Regions from separate parts of the Homo sapiens genome. Here regions 2, 3 and 4 are each linked to region 1. A link is an interaction called in ENCODE POLR2A ChIA-PET data of the cell type or tissue named here. Cell type or tissue: HepG2. All regions are shown on one strand. Links, peaks and the distances in the headings refer to the core of each region. The heading gives the core; the rest is flanking DNA.

The links. Peaks named below come from ENCODE experiments on the same cell type or tissue, not always from the same donor. Only the 100,000 strongest peaks of a DNase experiment are listed, where the experiment ranks them.
Region 2: POLR2A ChIA-PET joins it to region 1 with 10 read pairs; 2 of 35 experiments call an interaction of 5 or more read pairs at or near these places.
Region 3: POLR2A ChIA-PET joins it to region 1 with 38 read pairs; 2 of 35 experiments call an interaction of 5 or more read pairs at or near these places.
Region 4: POLR2A ChIA-PET joins it to region 1 with 33 read pairs; 6 of 35 experiments call an interaction of 5 or more read pairs at or near these places.

The regions. Positions count from the first base shown.
Region 1 is chr6:1,261,444-1,266,596 of GRCh38, forward strand. No RefSeq gene overlaps it. Among named protein-coding and RNA genes, the nearest start is that of FOXQ1, 48 kb to the right of the region's middle. In HepG2, for the core only: a CTCF peak has its summit at 1,876; DNase peaks (open chromatin) are centred at 2,218 and 2,748; H3K4me3 peaks cover 1,013 bases.
Region 2 is chr6:1,184,925-1,190,077 of GRCh38, forward strand. LOC124901532 (small nucleolar RNA U13) reads left to right here and starts at 1,594; the gene lies at 1,594-1,696. In HepG2, for the core only: no CTCF peak of the experiment used is centred there; a DNase peak (open chromatin) is centred at 2,557.
Region 3 is chr6:1,052,620-1,057,772 of GRCh38, forward strand. All of the region lies in intron 1 of LINC01622 (long intergenic non-protein coding RNA 1622), which reads right to left. Among named protein-coding and RNA genes, the nearest start is that of LINC01622, 46 kb to the right of the region's middle. In HepG2, for the core only: no CTCF peak of the experiment used is centred there; DNase peaks (open chromatin) are centred at 2,572, 3,252 and 3,622; H3K4me3 peaks cover 1,280 bases.
Region 4 is chr6:1,313,153-1,318,305 of GRCh38, forward strand. FOXQ1 (forkhead box Q1) reads left to right here. Exons shown (of 1, transcript NM_033260.4): 1 at 1-1,606. The coding sequence ends at 764. Among named protein-coding and RNA genes, the nearest start is that of FOXQ1, 3.6 kb to the left of the region's middle. RefSeq lists an enhancer at 1-116. In HepG2, for the core only: a CTCF peak has its summit at 3,604; DNase peaks (open chromatin) are centred at 2,379, 2,859, 3,228 and 3,459; H3K4me3 peaks cover 2,373 bases.

The sequences.
Region 1 (5,153 bases), core at 973-3,472:
CCAAAAGAAATGGCGGGACCTTGGGTGCAGGTCTTACAATGTCAGTTAAGACATTATCTCCTAAACCCCTTTCTTGGTGTACATGAAAGAAGGAGGAGATCACAAACTATCAGCACTTTGCAGAGACTGCAGCACATGGTGATAAAGGTGGTAGAATATATGAATTAATGAAACATTGTAGGGAATCCTGTCCAACTTCTTATTTTAGCAGAGGATAAAAATGAGATGGAGAGGATTGAAATGTTCTGCTTAAGGTCACTAAGATAGTTTGTGGCAAAGCTAAGGTTAGATCCTCAGTTTCTTGACTCGTCATGGACTCATAGAATCCCAGGGTTTGGAGGAATGGCCCAGACAAACCAGCCCTAAAATACTTAAAGCACTGTTTCCACATGCAGCAGGTGCAGGCCCAGTTTACTTCCAAGCTTCTGAGTGATGAGATCTCATTGCTTCCCAGGACAGCCCATCCTGCCTTGGACAGCTCTGAATGCTGGAGAATTTCTTAGTTTCCACCCCACTTCTGCCCTTGTAGTCTTACAACACAAGCTTTGCCCTGTTTTCCTTGGTCCTCAGAGTCGATAGTAGCTGTGAACCCTCTAGGTTCTCTGTCATTCTTCTGGAGGCAGTGTCAGGGCCTTTTGCAATCTGGTCCCTGTGCTTTGGGTCTATTCTGTCTTTGTCTTCTTAAATATGATGCCTAAAACTGAATGCCAGTACTCCAAAAGTGGTTACCCTAGCCCAGAGAAGGCGAGGCAGTGCAGCATTCTAGGAAATATTCCACCATAATGTAGCCAAAGATGGACGGAACAAACATATGAAAACCACCTCCTGCCCTAAGCCCTGGATTCTCGTCATCCTCACTGCTACTAAGCGCCATGGCACCCTTGGGGTACTAGTGCAGTTAATTCTTTGAGCCCAAGTGAAGAGCCTTTTTATTTAACCTTTTAAAATGTCATTCTAATACAATATGATAATAATATTGTAGACATTAATAGATAAGAATATTGTATTTTATACTCTGGATATTTGGCAAGAGAGTCAATTTTAGGCACTTTTATTGCAAAAGACGGTGATGACATGAGATAGCAGATATGTTAACTGGCTGGACTGTGGCATTCACTTCACTATGCATACATATATCAAAACATCATGTTGCATGCCTTAAAAATATACAATGAAAAATAAATAAAAATTAGAAAATAAAATGGCCTTCTGTCTTGTTCAGCCTTTTCTTCTAACCTGTGCTGTGAGGCCCTTTCGGCTCCTGATCCTGACTGTCCTTCAAAACGTGTGGTTTACCACTGAGCAGGACACAGTTAAGGCTCGCAGCTCAGCACCAGAAGTGTCTGTGAAAGCCGCTGCTGGCCATGGCTTAGACCAGCCTTTGTTGGGTGTATTCCCTGGACCTGCCAGGGAACGGCCACCCCAACCACCTCTGGCCCACATGCCTTTATTTTGTACACAAGGATATCATCACGAGAGACTGTGCCAGATGCAACCACTGTGGCTCCAGCATTTCCTTGACCTACCAGTCTAGTGGCCCCGTCAGAAGAAAGATGAATTTGCTTTCACATGATTTGTGCCTGTGAACCTGGTGTTGTGCGTGTGCCACAATGGCCCCGCCGCTCTAGCAAATATTGATGAATGTGCCCATGCCCTGCTGGTCAACCCTGCCACATGAAAGACCGATTTAAAGCAGGGGATGGTCCCTGATGAGGCCTCTAGGCTCTGACACCCCAAGACTCATCTGGGCATGATCTATGGGAGCTAGCCTGCCCTTTGCTTCCTGGGCTTATGGAGGACAGAGGCCTCTATCCTCCAGTGGCTCACACCTGTAATCCCAGCACTTTGGGAGGTCAAGGCGGAAGGCAGGGGGCACTCCAGAGCTGCTGTCCTTACACGGTCCCCAAGGAGGAACTTGTCCACTCTACTGCAAGCACAGTCCCCAGCCCTTTCTCATCTTCGGCACTCCTTGCCCGCTCCCTGAAACAGGGAGGTAGGCCCTCGCCTACCTTTTCTTCCCCTCTTGGCTCCCTGCAGGGCTGTTGCCACCTCTCCCTAGTCTCCACCAAAGCTAACAGGAAGCACTGGCTCTCAGGTCTCTTGGGGTCAGCTTTATGAATTTATGGTGCTGAAGGACTCCACTACAGCCACAGAATTCCAGCCTGTTCATTCCAATCCAGTAAAGCATTCCAATCAAACCAAAGGAAAAAAACTACGGAGCCCATAATCCTCCCGTAGACCAACAAACATGCCGCTTATCAGTTTGGATTCCAGAGGAAAGAAGGGCTCCCCATATAATAGTGATGTAAGAACCCTCTGTGTTTGCAAAACCACAATCTTCCTGATCAGAGTGCCATCTAAAATTATTACAAATAGGTCAGTAATCTCTGCCTTCAGCACAGAGGGGTCCTTTTACATTTTTTCCCTGGTTTGTTGTGTGTTATTTTTGCCATCATTCTTCAGTGTGTAGGTGGCATCATCGCCAGGAGGCAGAGACAGTAATAAACGAGCTTTCGGGTGTTGCCACTCTTTAAAAAAATCCTTTAACGAGTGGTTCTGAAGGCTGAGGTCATTGTCAGGTGCAGCCTGAGAGGAGGAGAGCCTCCTCGGTGGGGATCTTGAAGGAACACTGTCCACTTCAGTGCTCCACGACATGAGCAGCACAGCTGGCCTCAAGAAGGCTACACATACCGTCCACATGTTGGATCCAGCTGAATCGAACACGGCCAACCCTTTGAACTGCTTCAGCAAATAATATTTGACGCTTGGAATGCAGATAGCACTGTACATATTGTGTATGTTTCAAAGTGGCAGAGCACACCTTACTTAATCTGTCCTAACAACATACTGTAAGCACAGACCTTTTAACTCTTTGTGTTTAGAGTTAAGGATTCAAACTCTGAGAATTTGAAGGGGTCAAGATTGCTGGGCTAATTAGCAGACAGGTCAGGACTAGAATTGAGGTTTCTTTAACCCAAGACGTAAACTTTTCAGGGAGAGAATTAGGGAAAGAAAATGGAAGAACAATGGTGTTGGACCCAAATAGACTTGGATGCCAATCATGGCTTTCCTTGTTACCAAACAAAACAGATGGCCTAGGACTAGTTACCTAAGTGCTCTGAATTCTAGTCCCCTTAGCTGTAAAATGAAAGTATTTCCAACCATCAGGATGATGGTGAGAAATGGCACATGCAGCCTGCTTGACATGTGCTAGTTATTACCATAATGGCACCGAGTTTCTACTTAACGTCCTCACTGCACCACAGTGCCATCCGAAGGGCACCGGCAGGCGCAGTGTCTCACACCTGTAATCCCAGCACTTTGGAAGGCTGAGGTGATGGGATAGCTTGAGCCCAGGAGTTTGAGACCAGCCCAGGCAACATAATGAGACCTTATCTCTACCAAAAACATTTTTTAAAGTTAGCTTGGTGTGGTGGCATGTACCTGTAGTCCCAGCTACTCTGGAGGCTGAGGTGGGAGGATCACTTGAGCCCAGGAGTTCAAGGCTGAGGTAAGCCATGATCGTGATACTGCACTCTAGCCTGGGTGACAGAGATCCTGTCTCTAAAACAAAACACAAATACAAAGTGCACCCCACGAGTCACGTGTGAAAGGAAATGTTTTCCCAAGAGAGTCTCCTTTCATTGTTAAGCATTTTGGGGACCCTGCCTACTTTATCACCCCCTTTGAAATTAGCATCTTATGAGCTGCACCAGACTTCAGTCTCCAGGAAGGCAGGAACATACTGGTGTTTCTTATACAAAGCCTGCACACAGTCCACACCCAGTGAAAATTGCTGAATGAGCAATTATGAGGCGTTCTGCTCCAGGAAAGAAAAAAGAAAAACTAACTTTGTGGAACCAAATTTCCAAAACTTGCATCGCAGAGTCTGTCTTTCTCTGAATACCTGAAAGCTGCCTTAAAAATGCTGTTGTGGAGGGTCTGGTGTGTTCCAGCCACTCTCTGGGTAGGGGAAGTCTGTGGGGAGGGGGAGGGCGCTAGGTGGAACCCAACGGGTTTTCCATTCCAGCCATTCCCAATTTTATAAGCCCCCCCAACTCTGGGCTGACTTTTCTCATACCCAAGGATGTCACTGACTTCCTTTCTCTGTCCACCAATTCATTTAGAAAATGCAAATGCTAATTTCACTCTTAGTCTATAAGGAAAAAATAATAATTAGGAAGGTTAGTACAAGGCACATTTGCAATGTATTTCAAAAGTAAATTAGAACTTTCTCTTATAGGCATTAATGGATTAACTGAATCCTGGCTCCTACATGTTAGCCTGAGGTCAAGAGTTAAAACAACATTGAAATATCTTCCTAATCACAAAGAAATTCCAAATCAAGTCATTTCATTTGCACAGAAGTCTTGTAAATGTGATCTTTGCAGAGGGAAAGCACTCCATGGAATGAAGGGGAAGAAGGAGCAAGGGTACGGGTCCCAGTGGTCCCAGCCTGGACTCTTCCTAGCTGTTGAGCACAGCTGAAAGAACAGAGCAACACTCGAGGCCAAGGTGGAAAGAGCTTCCTTTCCTTGTAGGCCACTGACCTTACACTGGAACGAGCACCACCAGCAAACACCTGTGATGCCAATCGTCTTGCAGGTAGGAGAGATCCATCCAGGAGTGGGATGGACTCGACATAAGCTGCAGGTGTGATTCCTAAAGGACGTGCTACTCAAACACCATGGAGGCTCGGCAGCAAAAAGCTGGTGGCGGGGTTGCAAATTGCCAAGCACACCTGACACTCATGGCCCTACACGCTCATTCAACTGTTAAGATACGGAATAGAAATCTACCCCCTGGGCAACCCAAGTGTTCATTAACAGATACAAACAAACTGTGGTCCATCCACACAACAGAATATGATTCAGCCTTTAAAAGGAAGGAAACGCTGACATGGGTTACCACTGGATAAACCTTGAAGACATAGTGCTCAGTGAAATAAGCCAGTCACAAAAGGATGAGCGCTGTGTGATTCCTCTTATAGGAAGCACTAAAGTAGGCAAATCCATAGAGACAGAAAGTACAGTGGAGGCTGCCAGGGTCACGAGAGGAGGAGTTATTGTTCAATGGGTAGAGTTTCCATTCACAAGACTAAAAAGCCCAGAGACGGATGGTGGTGACGGTTTCCCACAGTGTGAATGTGCTTA
Region 2 (5,153 bases), core at 1,458-3,957, 76 kb before region 1:
AATAACATAAAGATCATAACTGAAATATTTAATTGCCTAAAGGGACAAATGGATTCATCAGCTGAAGGGTAAACTAATCCGTAAATATCCCAGGTCTAACAGTGTCTGGCATAAAGCCTTGGTGAAAATGGGCACACCCTGCACTGCACTCTGGTGATAACCCTTAACAAAAAGTGACACCAGCCTGCTGGAGCTTTCCTCCATGCACAACAACTTCAGCCAGGGAGAAGCAGTGGTAAAAATAATAATCATGAAAGATAAATACATAATGGATAAATGGATGGATGAAAAGATAGGCAGTGGATGGATAGATAAGATAGAATAAATAGATGATTGGTAAGTAGATGATGGATAGATGATAGATGAAATTGAATAGATACATGATTGATAGATGATGGACAGATAAATGATGGATAAATGATAGATAATAGATGATAGATACAGAGATCAAATAGAATAAATAGATGATTGATAAATAGACGATGTATAGATAAATGATAGGTGATAGACAGATGATAGATAATAGATGAAATAGATAGGCAATACATAGATGATAGAAAGACAGATGGATAGACAGACAGACAGACAGACAGACAGACAGACAGACAGACAGACAGACAGGCTGGCCATAGCTGTTTTGCTGGTGAAGCTGCAGTGGCAGAACACTGTTGCAAAAATAAATGCAGGCAAAAAATGTGGACATTTGGAAGGTGGAAGCCAATGGACTGTCAGTGGGATCTGCTAAAAAGAAATTTATGGTCTGATCCCACAGATGGTGATATCTGTGGAGGACCAGCCACCTTGTGCAAAAGCTGGGAAGAATGAGAGGAGAAACTAGACAAGAACTAAACAAGTGAAGAGAACAACAGAAGATGGTAAAGAAGAGGATCTAAGGCAATAGCTGCTAAGGTGTTGACCATTAGCAAAACCAGTGCAGAGGGAGAAGATACATTGACACTGAAATTAGAGAAGAGAATGCATTAGTCCCAAAGATACAGAAGCTGAAACAGCCCAATACTCAGGACTTGCACTTCTGGCCATGATGGAGTAACATGGATCAGATTCACCCTCTTACCTTAAAAAACAACAACAAATGGAAATAATTTTAAATAATTTCAGACACTGGAAAAGAGGCAGCAGAGGACAGAGATTCCTGAGAAAAGGGGGAACAAGCAAGGTGAGCCCTGAGATGCCCCGGCTTACCAGGTGGACAGCGTTTTCAGTTAAGTGATGGTGCAAAAAGATGGAATCTAAACAAAGCCTACTGGTTTATGGACACAAGTGAGAATTCAGGGAGACACTCTGGCTAACCCCGTAGAGGAGAGTAATGGAGGAAAGAGAGCTTCACAGGGAAGAGAGCTGCACAGAGAGACCTGCACAGAAGGAGAGTCTGGAGATGGAAAGGGGGTTCCTCTACTCTTCAGCTGAGTACTGGTCAGGGTGTGGATGTGAAGAAGCTGCACCCATCAGGAGTGAGTGGGTGGAATCATCCCTGAGCTAGGGGCAAGGAACTTTGATGTCCCCATAGCAGAGTGGAGAAATCTTGTAATACATGGTCGTGCCCTCAAAAGGAAAAAAGTACCCCTAGACCAGGTTCTTTTGTGGTTCATAAGTGTGATGATTGGGTTTTTTGCTCATGTGTGAGATGTGCCTCCCTCAAACCTCGTTATGATGTCGGCACATCACCCATCTGACTTGGAAAAAAAAAAATCCCTGCACCAAAGGCTGTTCTGGTTCCATCTAACCATGCTTGAAAGCAAACTTCAAAAAGATTAACTGTTTCCAAGCAACTTAAGTATGTCCCAGAACAGACCAAGAATACTTAAAAGAATACAGAAATATCTGACATCCAACAAGATAAAAATTACATCTGGCCATCCACTCAAAAATTACCAGACATGCAAAGTAGCAAGGGAACATAATGGACAATGAGCGGGAGGGAAACTGATCAACATAAACAGACCCAGAAATAACATAGATGCAGGAGTTAGTAGACAAGGACATCAAAACAGTTATAACTACATTCCATATGTTCAAGAAGGTGGAGAAAAATGTGAGCATATTAAAGATATAAAAAGATATTTTAAGAGAGCCTTAAAGTTGGGAGAGGAGCACCTCAAAGCTTGAGGTATCTCTGATATGTAAAAAGAAAGCAGCAACATCCACTTTCCTTATCTGGTGTGATCATACCAGGCACTTTCCAAACAAGTAGACTTTTGAGAATGAAAGGGGTGCTGTTAATAATGAGCTTGGGACCATCAGCATAAACAGAGACTGCCCCGGGTTGACTGTGACATATGATGGGGCCAACATTTCCTCCCAAAGCTTAGCAATATTTAACAGTGTGTAGGACATGAACATCAACAACAGCTGACATTATGGTTTCAGTCCTTAAAGGGATGGCCTCAGCCTCTGGGAACTCTCAGCCATGCCTACTAATGCACACCACATATCTCTCCAAAATAAGTTTGTCATTTGCAGTCCTCTCCATTTGTCCCGTGGCTGACTTTGACCTCTCTCTACTGTGTTGTGCCTGACTCTTTCACTGAGAGCCTCAGGCTCAGATTTCACAATCCTTGTCCCAATCAAACTTAGCTGACTCTAGTCTCAACCCCACAGGACCATGCTGCCTACCACTCAACAGGAGCTAAAATGAAAAAGTTGTGAAGGACTTAATGAGTTACTGCTCCTTGGTAGGGAACTTATAGTAAAGCTACTGCTAGCCTCCTGGCTTTGCACGACAGCCCACCAGTTACACCAAACCAAAGTTTGCCTAAGTATTGGCAAATCCCCTGTCAAGTGGTATCTGTAAATACTCTGAATTATTTGTCCAAGTGAGTCAAAATTATTCAGGGTGCCAAAGAGAAAGACGATCTCTTGCAAGGTAAGCAACAAGTCTCGCGAAATCTTCAAGTCCCGATCCAGTGGGGAGAAATTTCCGTCCAATGACAGAGTGAAAAGACACTGGGTGTGTTGGGGACTGGAGTGCCTCCCTTTATTTCCACAAGCCTCTGCTCCTGTGAATAATGCAATGATCACAGATACTGACTTCATGTTATGACCTGATTGAAACCCAGACCCAAACCTGTCCTGGAGCATGTGATAAACCAGATGAGCCTGGAGTTCAGTTGTCACCACCTTCTCAAACACAGGCATCTTAATTAAAAAATTATAAGCTATACTTTTGCCAAGGATTCAGATGAAACATCAAAAGGGTAGAAAAGGGTGTCTTTCTTTCAGTTAAAGGACAGGCCCAAGATTGGGGGATAAGAGTGGAAAATCAGGTAGGTGAGAATCCAGAGACAGACCAAAACTGAAGCTCATCCCTAGTGAGGGGACCTTTCCCATTTTGGAGACAGATTGTGCTGTACTGATGACCATGTGCATAAACAAGCCTCTTCTCTCCACTCTTCAACCTTGTCTTTAAAAACAGGCCTGTCCCAGCATGTGGGGAAAACATACAAAGCATGTTGAACTCAGATATGAATCTGAATGCTGTGGAAAACAGCCAAAAAAGTGGCATCTTCTCCACCACTGACGATCCTTTGCATCCCTCTCCTCCTTGCAGGTAAATGAGAGCTGGAACTCAGCCTTGGCTCACAGCAGAAAACAATTCTAACCCAGGGCGCATCCACATTCGTGGGGAAATGTTCAAGTGCTTGATCATAGATGCAGGAAAAAAAAGTCTGATTTGTTGGCATCAGACCTAGTCTTTAGATGGGAAAACTAATAAACATCAACCTTGAAGACAAGAGACAAACATTTCTTCTCCAGAAATATACTGACAGTGACCTTATAGTCTTCAAACATTTGGGCCTTTAAAATAAACAGACTTTTGTAAAATATCTAATTAACAGCTAAAAGTTGTAAGTGAAGGCTGGAATATTGAGAAGATAAATAATTGGATTTCATTTATCTTCAATGCTCTAAATTTTTGCTTCTTCCACCTTTGCCTATAGGATGAACACATCCTGAGAATGCAGGCCCAGGCAGAACCAGGGACAACACAACTAGCAGACGAAGTTGAATAATGACTCTCACCCAGACCTCCCTTCACTTTGGTGCCCAGAATTTGGTCTTGTAAAAGATTCAGACATCCATGCTTCTCTAATTAGAATAGGCTTTACTTCTATAGATAAGCACAGGTAAACCAGGAGATTAGAATCTATACAATATACCTAGAACATCTTTTTAGAGCAAGTTTCACTTGAAGATTTAGGGGAAGGGGTGTTAAGAAATGTTCTTTCACTTTAAGAGCAAGTCCAGTGTTTTTAATATTGAAGTATGGATGACTTACAGGACTATGCCTAATTTGCAGGAAATTTGAATATAAAACACAAGACTTTTTGGTATTTTACTTTATGATGGGCTTTTGGGGTCCTCATCTGTAATCTTTCTGCAATACCAGCACAACCTTTCCATTTCAGTCGAGAAGTCTGGTCCACGATGTCCTAGGTAGACCGTGAAGCTCTGAAGAACATGTGCCTTGCACTTGCTCCTGGTTCAATTTGTCCATTGCTCATCATAAATCTCAGAGACACCGGAGAGAACCAAGCATCACCAACAGTGACTGATATGGTTTGGCTGTGTCCCCACCCAAATCTCATCTTGAATTGTAATCCCCATAATCCCCCCGAGTCGTGGGAGAGACCTGCTGGGAGGTAATTGAATCATGGGGGTGGTTTCCCCTATGCTGTTCTCGTGATAGTGACAGAGTTCTCACAAGACCTGATGGTTTTATAAGCGTCTGGCATTTCCCCTGCTGGCACTCTTTCTCTCCTGCTGCTCTGTGAAGAGGTGCCTCCTATCATGATTGTAAGTTTCCTGAGGCCTCTCTACTCAGGCATAACTGTGTCAATTAACCTCTTTTCTTTATAAATTACCAGACTTGGGTATTTCTTCATAGCAGCATGAGAACATATGAATACAATGACCAGTTATGGATGAGAAGTGCCCAACTGCACAATCTTATCGATTTCATACCACCAGGTCTCACAGAAATGGTACGGAGATGTCTCAAGCAAGATCAAATCAGAAAAATCATGACTCCATGAGGAGCCAGGCACAGTGACTCCCACCTGCAATCCCAGCTACTCAGGAGGCTGAGGCAGGAGAATCACTTGATCCCTAGGATTTGAAGCTGCAGTGAGTTA
Region 3 (5,153 bases), core at 1,183-3,682, 210 kb before region 1:
TTCTCCCTTCCTGACACTAGTTCATCTCACTGGAAAATGAGTTCATTCCCAAAAGGATCCATAGCCCCCCATCCTTCTGATGCACTTGGCATTGCCCAGTAAGCTGTGACTCCTAAACAGTGGGCTGTGTGGAATGATTTGTGCTTCTATGTTTTGCTCTTAAAAGACAACTTTCACAGAAGGCTTTTTATAGGTATGTTTTCTGTAGGCTTTTTATGGTATCTTTCTGAGATACTTTTGCTGTTGGTACTTCATAGCCTCTGTCATAAACTAGGATGGAGGCCGGGTGCGGTGGCTGATACCTGTAATCCCAGCACTTTGGGAGGCCGAGGTGGGTGGATCATGAGGTCAGGAGATCGAGACCATCCTGGCTAACATGGTGAAACCCCATCTCTACTAAAAATACAAAAAATTAGCCGGGCATGGTGGTGGGCGCCTGTAGTCCCAGCTACTTGGGAGGCTGAGGCAGGTGAATGGCGTGAACCCAGGAGGCGGAGCTTGCAGTGAGCCGAGATCGTGCCATTGCACTCCAGCCTGGGTGACAGAGTGAGACTCTGTCTGAAAAAAAAAAAAAAAAAAAAAAAAAACTAGGATGGAATTTCATGAAAGCTTTGAAAGAGGAGGGAGAAAAAGAGTGAGCAACCAAGTGACTACTTACTCTATGAGGACAGGGGCAGTGTCTGTCCTTTTCACCCATGTGTACTCAGTGCTTATCCAGTAATTGACACATAGGAAAACATCAATAACTGTGGATTGTTGAAGGCATATGTGGCAATGGTAACTAAGCACTTGAACAAGACAGAGATCCAATAACTAATTATCATTTGGAGCTTAAATCATATTCTCTGGGTATTTTTTTGAGCAAAGACATACTGGAAGTCTTAGTCCTCCACAACGGACCCCAATTTAGGTCCGAAAACTCACATAGGCATAACCATAGCCATGAACATAAACACAACCACGGACACAGACACAGACATAAACACAACCATAGCCATAACTACAGATGTACATGTAGACATAAACATAGTCATCAATGTAGGTATCAACAGCAACACAGAAGTAGACATAGACCTAGACATAGCCATAGCCACAGCCATAGACACGGCCATCAACACAGACGCAGACATCAACAGCAACGTAGACATAGACATAGTCATTAATGTAGGTATCAACAGCAACATAGACGTAGACATAGACCTAGACATGGCCATAGCCACAGCCATAGACATAGCCATCAACACAGACACAGACATCAACAGTGACGTAGACATAGCCATAGACATAGCCTAGCCACATCCATATATATAGCCATCAATACAGACGCAGACATCAATCGTGACATAGACATAGCCATAGACACAGCCATAACCAGAGACACAGACATCAACAGCAACATAGACATAGACATAGCATAGCCGTCAACATAGACATAACCATCAACATTGCCATCAACATTGACACAGACATAGCCATCAACACAGACATCAACAGTGACATAGACATAGACAAAACCATAGACATAGCCATTAACATCGACATCTACACTGATATCGACGTAGACAAAACCATAGACATAGACATAAAGGTAGCCATAGCCATAGAGGCAGACATAAATATAGACGTAATCATAGACACAGCAGATGTAGCCGTAGACACAGCCATAACTGCAGCCATACCCACAGACACAGACATGCACATATTCATATCAGTAGTTCTTTGTCTTCTGTGGACACTGCTCAAGCAAAAGAAATTTGGAAACAGGAAATTCTACTCACTAAGAGTGTTTCTGTCCCATTTCTAGCATCTTCTCAGCCACATAGTACAGTGTGTGCACCATGGTTTCATAGTGTTCTGGATGCTGCTGGGGAAGTAGTGACTATCCCCCTTCAGCACACCCATGGCACAGTACACATCCTGGATTCTGCAAGCCATATCTGGCACTGTTGCCACTTCATCAGTTCATATTGTGGGAGGAATTAAGATGTGAGCCACCGCGCCCGGCCAATCATGACACTTTTGACGTGTTAAGTCAGATAATATTTTGTTGTGGGAAGCTGTTCTGTGTATTGTAGGCTACTTAGAAACACCCCTGGTCTCCACCCACCGCTGAGGGCCAGGGACCCCCTTCCCCTTGTGGTGACAATGGAAAGCATCTCCGACTTTGGCAAATGTTCATCACCTCCTCCCTCCCCAGACACCGGTTGACAACCAGTGGCCCAGCACACAGGGAACAGAGTGGGGAATAGATATGGGAAAGGAATTTCTAGAAATCTCCAGGAGCTCACCACTGTGGCAGCAGGGATGAGGAAATACATCAAAAGGTGATCTAAGTGGGAATTAATTTGATCTTGGCTTCCAACAGCTCCCCTTCCCCATCTTCCTGCCTCCTCCACCCCCACCGGCTATGCACATTCTTTTCTCTTTCACTGAACCTGTTCCAGTATCTGTGCAATCCTCCAGATCAAATTCATTTGCCTTTGACAATTGCCCCTTTGATTCCATGTGGAGGGGGAGGGTGGGCTGTCCCGTCCTGCGGTGAGAGGCTCCTTTCGGTTCCCTGTGATCTCCCTAGGTGTATAGATTGCAAAACTCAGGTATAGACAAGGAGCTTAGACAATAGACAGACTCATTAGGGAGCCCTTTGAAGTGAGCAAACAAGGCAGTGGCAGACGCCTCCTCTTCCCCTTTCTCCCTCTCTCTTTCTTCCCGTCCTTCATTCCAGATGCCCATGGTGGGAACTGGCAAAGCAAAGATCGAAAAGGATGGAATGAGGAAAGAAGTGAGTCTTTAGAGGAGATGTGGAAGCTCCCCGTTGCCTCCTCTCCTCACTGGGCAGTGAGCCCAGGAGGCAGCACCCTGCACGGTCACCTGAGACTGGACCTGAGGCTGGGGGAGGCACTTCTGAGGCCAGACCTGGTGTTACTGTGGGGGCTGCAGGGGATGGGTGCTGGGGTGCAGATGACAAGCAGGCTAGATGGACGTAAAGGCATGGCCTGAAACGTGTCGGAGGGAACAACTCTTCTCTACTCCAAACTTCCTTTCCACATGTGGGTGAGAAAAGTCCACTTAAAATCTCCAGCCCCTGCCTTTCCTCTCTATCCTCGGAAATCTGTCCATGCTCCAGGCCACGAGTACCCATCCCAGCGGGGGAATAAGACCTACCTATCCCCTGTGATTCCTGACTTCATGCCACTGCCCTGGAGAATAGCACAGGCTAAAGGTGCATTTGCATACGGAATAAATGCAAGGAGGCTGCTGCTTTGACCTTGCCTTATTCAACACAGAGACTGGAGGCTATCCTAAAAGAGCTAAGGCCAGCATGAGAACAAATGAACCACAGGGCATCTACTGTCAACTGGAGAAGACCCGTGAAAGCAATATTTCTAAAACAGCATGATAGCAGCTTTGAAAATCAAAGCAGGAGGACTTCCTGGGACTTCATGGAAAGAACCATAACATCTAGCAGGTCCCACTTCATGGAAGTCTTTGGCGGGGGGAGTGTCACCTCTGAAGTATCTTCAAGTCTTTGGACTTTGCACTGTGCACAGCAAGTTTTCTTGCTGGAGAGAAACCAAGCCCTTCACTGACACTACTTTCAGTGTTCACAACGCACTCCAGGGGAGGGGCTGTCAATCAGGCTTCGGGGTAAGTGACCTCACTCGGGCCAGTTAGAAAGTCAGTGGCACATCTGGAAGCAGAAGACTCCACAGCCGGCCGGACGAGGTGGCTCAAGCCTGTAATCCCAGCACTTTGGGAGGCCGAGGCAGGCAGATGACGAGGTCAGGAGATTGAGACCATCCTGGCTAACACAGTGAAACCCCGTCTCTACTAAAAATACAAAAAATTAGCCGGGCGTGGTGGCAGATGCCTGTAGTCCCAGCTATTCAGGAGGCTGAGGCAGGAGAATGGCGTGAACCCGGGAGGCGGAGCTTGCTGTGAGCCGTGATCCTGCCACTGCACTCCAGCCTGGGTGACAGAGCGAGACTCCATCTCAGAAAAAAAAAAAAAAAGGCTCCACAGCCCTGGGTGTCCTCATCTGGTGTCTGGGAGACAGTGAGCACCGCCTATCTGGGACACTGAGCCACCGGCAGCCTTGACAGAGCCAGGACATGCGGCCCCACACAGGGCAAACACAAGGAGTCGGTGTGCTGGCCCCTGGCTCCGGCCCCTCCGGGAGCTGCCAGAGACCCTGTGTTAGCTCTGTGCTATCTTCCAGGGGGCACACCAGATTCCACAACAACCCCCATCCTTTAAATAATATGGTCTCTCCTTTTATGAGCAAATTGCAAACTGTTTATCATGAGATTTTTTGAAGTATGACTTTTGTTATAAAAGATTAGAGAGTTTTTGCTGAGAAATAGAAGAAAACAAAAGAAAATAAACTATAGTCCCACACGGTTATGCAAAGATAACACAAAAGAAAATAAACTATAGTCCCACACTGTTATACAAAGATGACTATTGCTAACATTTTGTTTATATTCACCCAGTCTGTTCTTTGCAGGATGTACTTTTTTTGGGAGAGTTGATGTCTCCCTATGTTGTCCAGGCTGGTCTTGAACTCCTGGCCTCAAATGACCCTTCACTTTGGCCTCTCAAAGTACTGGGATTACAGGCCTGGCCAAGATGTACATTTTTAAAGATAAGCTATTTATCACTCTTCATTAATTTTCCCCAAATGCTTTTGCTTTTTGGAAGGTGTCACACATGTGTCACACACGTGATATGCAAGTGTGTCTTACTGCAATGGTTCTCCATGGTTTTCGATGGGCATTGTACTCACCTATGGAGGTTTTGAAAATATGGATGCCTGGGTTCTGACCCCAGAAGCCCTTTTCTTTTTAATTGGTTTGGGTGTGGTCTGAAAATCTGGATATTTAAACTATCTCCAGTTAATTACACTGTGCAACCCGTGTTGAAAATCTGCTCCTGGGTCTTCCTGCTAATGCCCTTTTCTGGCAAGCGCCAGCCTATCTGGGCCAGCGTCAGCCCTCCTGTGTTACACGGAGCTCACCAGAGCACAGCCTTCGCCCCAGTCCCGCTGCTGCTCCCTGCAGCTGTTGCTATCTTGCTTCCACCCAATGCTGTCCCTCAGCGCTCCCCTTCCACATCCCACCCAGTAAGGAACTACTCGCAGCGACCCCATGGCG
Region 4 (5,153 bases), core at 1,385-3,884, 52 kb after region 1:
TGGGCAAGTTCCCCTTTTTCCGCGGCAGCTACACGGGCTGGCGCAACTCCGTGCGCCACAACCTTTCGCTCAACGACTGCTTCGTCAAGGTGCTGCGCGACCCCTCGCGGCCCTGGGGCAAGGACAACTACTGGATGCTCAACCCCAACAGCGAGTACACCTTCGCCGACGGGGTCTTCCGCCGCCGCCGCAAGCGCCTCAGCCACCGCGCGCCGGTCCCCGCGCCCGGGCTGCGGCCCGAGGAGGCCCCGGGCCTCCCCGCCGCCCCGCCGCCCGCGCCCGCCGCCCCGGCCTCGCCCCGCATGCGCTCGCCCGCCCGCCAGGAGGAGCGCGCCAGCCCCGCGGGCAAGTTCTCCAGCTCCTTCGCCATCGACAGCATCCTGCGCAAGCCCTTCCGCAGCCGCCGCCTCAGGGACACGGCCCCCGGGACGACGCTTCAGTGGGGCGCCGCGCCCTGCCCGCCGCTGCCCGCGTTCCCCGCGCTCCTCCCCGCGGCGCCCTGCAGGGCCCTGCTGCCGCTCTGCGCGTACGGCGCGGGCGAGCCGGCGCGGCTGGGCGCGCGCGAGGCCGAGGTGCCACCGACCGCGCCGCCCCTCCTGCTTGCACCTCTCCCGGCGGCGGCCCCCGCCAAGCCACTCCGAGGCCCGGCGGCCGGCGGCGCGCACCTGTACTGCCCCCTGCGGCTGCCCGCAGCCCTGCAGGCGGCCTCAGTCCGCCGCCCTGGCCCGCACCTGCCGTACCCGGTGGAGACGCTCCTAGCCTGAGTAGCGCCGCGGGGCCCGGGAACGCCGAGTGCGCGCCGTCGGGGAGGCGGGAACGCGGGCCCGCGCGCGGACTTTGCACTTTGAATCCAGAGGAAGATGAATTTTTAAAATCTCCATCAAACGTGCCTTAAAGCTAAAGCATTTTGACAGGAGTATTTAAACTTAGTCCAGGATATTTTCCTTTGTGTTTTATAACTTTACAGAGGACCAAAGCAATTCTTGTTTTAGTTTCTTTGCGAAGCCTGCTCCTCCTTCCCTTCATAAGGACTTTTTTTGTCTTTCTTTAACGCCCAGGCTTCGTCTTATTTCTACTGTTTTTGTCGCAACTTCCATTGATTTATGTCCCTTCCCTCCCCCCTAAGTACATCAGGGAACCTTTCCACACTATAAATGATATGACTACTGTTTGGGGTTTCTGGGCCCCCATCCGTGTACGTATGTGGCATTTCCAGGTATGACTGAGTGTGAGAGACATGTCAGAGGCTCTTCAGTGATTTCTTGCTATTGACCGATGCTTCACTGTGCCAAAAGAGAAAAAAAATGTTGGGTTTTGTAATTAAATTATTTATATATTTTTGAAACCCGAATTGAAAATGTTGCAGGCAACGGGCTACAGCTTTATTAGTGGTTCTCTAACTGTGGTCTCCTTGGGCCAAGCAATTTCTTTAAAGGAAAAGTTGATTATGTATGTGGGGTGCCAGGACCACTGCCTTGAAAGCAAGTGTGATTTTTATTTTTAATATTATTTTATTTGTGTCTGTGTACATATTCATGTATAAATTTTATGAAACCCAAGCATAGTGCTTATTTTTTAATAAAACAACTGACTTAACACATTGTGATGATGGGTTGGAAGTGGAGAGATTTTTATGTCTGTCCCCCCTCCCAAAAAAATGGGCTCAGGTTTTGGTCTCAAGAAACTTCCTCTGGAGATAAAAATATTTTCCTGAATAATTCGATAAAGGTATTATAGAATGGGCTTGCAGATTTCCGTATGAGATGCATTGCTAGACAGATTTCCAGATAGGACTTCCATTCATGGGCTTTTTAAAAGTTGAAAACCAATTACTCCTCTAATTAGTCACCTAAGTGCTTCCAGAACAAATGAGAGGGAAGTGTCCCTCTCTCCCCCAAGAATCCTTAGCAGGCAAGTTGAGTTCTTAACAAGCCTAGAGTCAAACAGATATTTTCAGGTAAATTGGTTTCGATTTGGGGCTCAAAAAGTTGGAGCCCCAATTTTTTTGACAACTTTTTTGTCATAAGACTATCTTAAAATATCAAAGGTGTCTTCAGGGCAATTTCAAAAGCAATTTAAATGTCATAGTGTTTTTGTCAAAACAAAACCATCCACCTTTTTAGGAATGCAAAAGTTCAACTGGGTGTGAACCAATGGGTAGTATTTTTTTCACTCTTCCCTCATCTGTAAAGATTTCACTTGAAGCAGTGGCAATGTCTTGCATGTTTCAGTTGCAGTCTGAAGAGAAAATGCCTCCTGGAGAGAGGGAGAGACAGTTTCCCATATTATAAATGTAACGGAGGATTTTCATCAGTGGGAGTACCAGGGTGAACACCTGTTCTTCAGTAGGTTCCTAGGCAATACAGTTTTAACAATGCATGGATTGCAAAATTTTAGAGAGTAATACAAACTGTGGGAAATGCAGAGACTAGAAACAGGCCTCATTGCCATGGCTGCCATTCTTGGGTAGATCCCATCTTACCCAGGACAGGAGGATGATTTGAGCTCTACATATAATGAGGTGGGGAAGGAGGGTGGCGTTTATTTCAGGATGCTCTCTTTTGGCAGGAATGGGAGAGAAACAATCTTCCCTAAATCAGGTTAACAGATGATGAGTCTTGACTGATTTGGATGACATCTACTTAGTAATCATAAAGAGTGATAATAATAGGGTTGAATTACGGCAAGAGGTAGACATTTGCACCCACAGGGCCAATAATCCGACCCCAAAATAAACCTGAAACAGACCAGCAACTAGGGGCAGGGGACAACAGGTTCCCTGGGTAGAAATGATCAGACCTCAACATGTTGCTTCCCTCTTCAAAACACATGGAGGAGAGAATGCGGGAGAGCAGGGAGTCAGCCAGCTCTGTCCTTCCCACCTCTGGTTCCAGGGGACCTTGTCTCTCCCACAGTGTGCCTCACCCACAGAGGCAAAGTGCAGCCTACTTGAACATCTTTTTTGTAAAGCCACTGTTTTCTTGTCTGCACTGATACGTGAAGACAGTCCTGCGAAGGGAGATTTAAAGTCGCTTCTGATTTATTCGTGTTAACACACAAACAGCAAAGTGAAAGACAAAGGTAGTGTTCCAAAAATCCCGGCTGTTCCGCCCTCCCCTCAAAAGAAAAAATAAATCCTTCCTTGCTAATGAACACCCTGGAGTCTGGTAGGATGCTGTCCCCTCCTAGCTTCTGGTCCCCTTCTTTGTTTCCCCAGGGACTATAAGCGTTTCTAAAAAATTGTCAGAGTCGCTTGAGTTTTGCACCCCTATTTCATGACCATTTCCAAGCTCAGTATCCCACGACTAGAAGGACATCACACTGGGCGGGCGGGGCGGGGGCATTGGAGGGTCCTGGGCTGTCGCCTCCTCCCTGTCCCTCCTTCACACACCCAGCCCCGGGGAGTTTCGGTTTCTCAGTGCTGGGTCGGAGGCAGCCCAGGAGGAAAGGCGACGGCACAGCTCCCGTTTTCTCAATGAAGGCAGAAAGCTGCACAGCTGCTTTTAGTTCAGGCGAAGCTGGAATTCCGCGGAGCCGCACCTGGCGGCAGGCACGCCGGCCTTCGGAGGGGCCGCTCGGTGCGGCTGCAGGACCCTGCACTCAGGCAGCAGCCTCGCGGTGGCGGTGGGACCTCTCGAGCCCAACAGCTCCTTCCAGCATCTGCCCAGAAAACTGCCTTCCTCGCAGGCGCGGGAGGAGGGTTCGGGGCTCACTGTGCCCAGGCCCCCAGGCCTGGCCGCGCCCAAGTGGCCCCCCGCGCCGAGGGCAGGGCTCGCGCCCCTGCCCCCGTCCACCCCCCTCCCGCCCCCCCTCCAGCCTAACCCTCCCCCCGCCCACCCCCTTCCCGCCCCCCTCCAGCCTACCCCTCCCCCCGCCCACCCCCTCCTCCCGCCTCCCCCCCAGCCTACCCCCTCCCCCCGCCCACCCCCCTCCTCCCGCCCCCCTCCAGCCTACCCCTCCCCCCACCCATCCCTCCTCCCGCCCCCCTCCAGCCTACCCCTCCCCCCACCCATCCCTCCTCCCGCCTACCCCTCCCCCCACCCATCCCTCCTCCCGCCCCCCTCCAGCCTACCCCCCCCCCCAGCCTACCCCTCCCCCCGCCCAGCCCTCCTCCCGCCCCCCTCCAGCCTACCCCTCCCCCCGCCTGCTCCTCTCTCCTCCCCTCGCCCCAGCGCGCCCATCCCGGGCAAAGGCACCCGGCCCCAGCTGCGCAAACACCAGGCTGAGGGGCACCCGAGTGACCCTCGGCCGACGCGGGGGGCGCGGGATGCCGGGTGCGGGCGAGGGTGTGTTTGGTTTGGGACTCGCCCTTTGACACCTGTCAGTCCTGCCTGGAGCTGCAGCTGTGGGGCCCGGGCTCGGTGGATCCCTTTTCAAAGAAACCCATGCTGGCCCCCCGCAGCCGCCGCCAACCCTCCCTGTCGGCGCCTTTAAACTGCCACAGTCCCTTCCACCCCGTCGAAAACCCCTCCAGGCCGCAGTGGGCAGCTGGGTGGGGAGAAGCGCACAGCGGCGCCGCCGTCCCGGCCCAGCCTGGTCTCCGCGCGAGCGCCTGAGGCCTTTCTGGACCGCCCGGCCAGGCCCTCTCTGCAGACAGGGACCAAGTCGGCTGCCTGTGGGGGCTGAAAACATCTCTGGGAAGCGACGCACTCGGTGCCATCAGCTTCCCCAGTTAGAAGCCTCCTTTCTGCTTAGAGCACGGTTCCCGCCAGTGCGGGAAGCATGGGGCTGCGTGGCCAAAGGGCCCTGGTCACCCTGCGCCTCCCCTGCCTGCGAGTGAGCCCGGGGGGTGAAAGCTTCGACCATCCCGGGGTGGACTCTAAGCCTTTTAGCTATGGATAAAGAACCTAACCAGGTCCCCTCTAGAATTGTGCCTTAGATTCTTGACCCCACATAAATTCTCAAAAACAATCGGAAAGTCCCACCCCCAATAGATAAAGATGCGTTCCTAGGGTCCCCCAGGGTGTAGCCCGCTCATTCTGAAGCATCCCTAAGGAGAAGCATCTGTGCCCATTCTGGTTCCCCTGTTGCACAGTTTCACAAAGCTGGTATTTTTTCTGCCTCAGGGAATGTGTTTTCACACACAAAATACAAAGCTAAACTAGACTGTCTTGGATCAACGCACATACTTTCAAGCTCAGTAAGAAACCCTA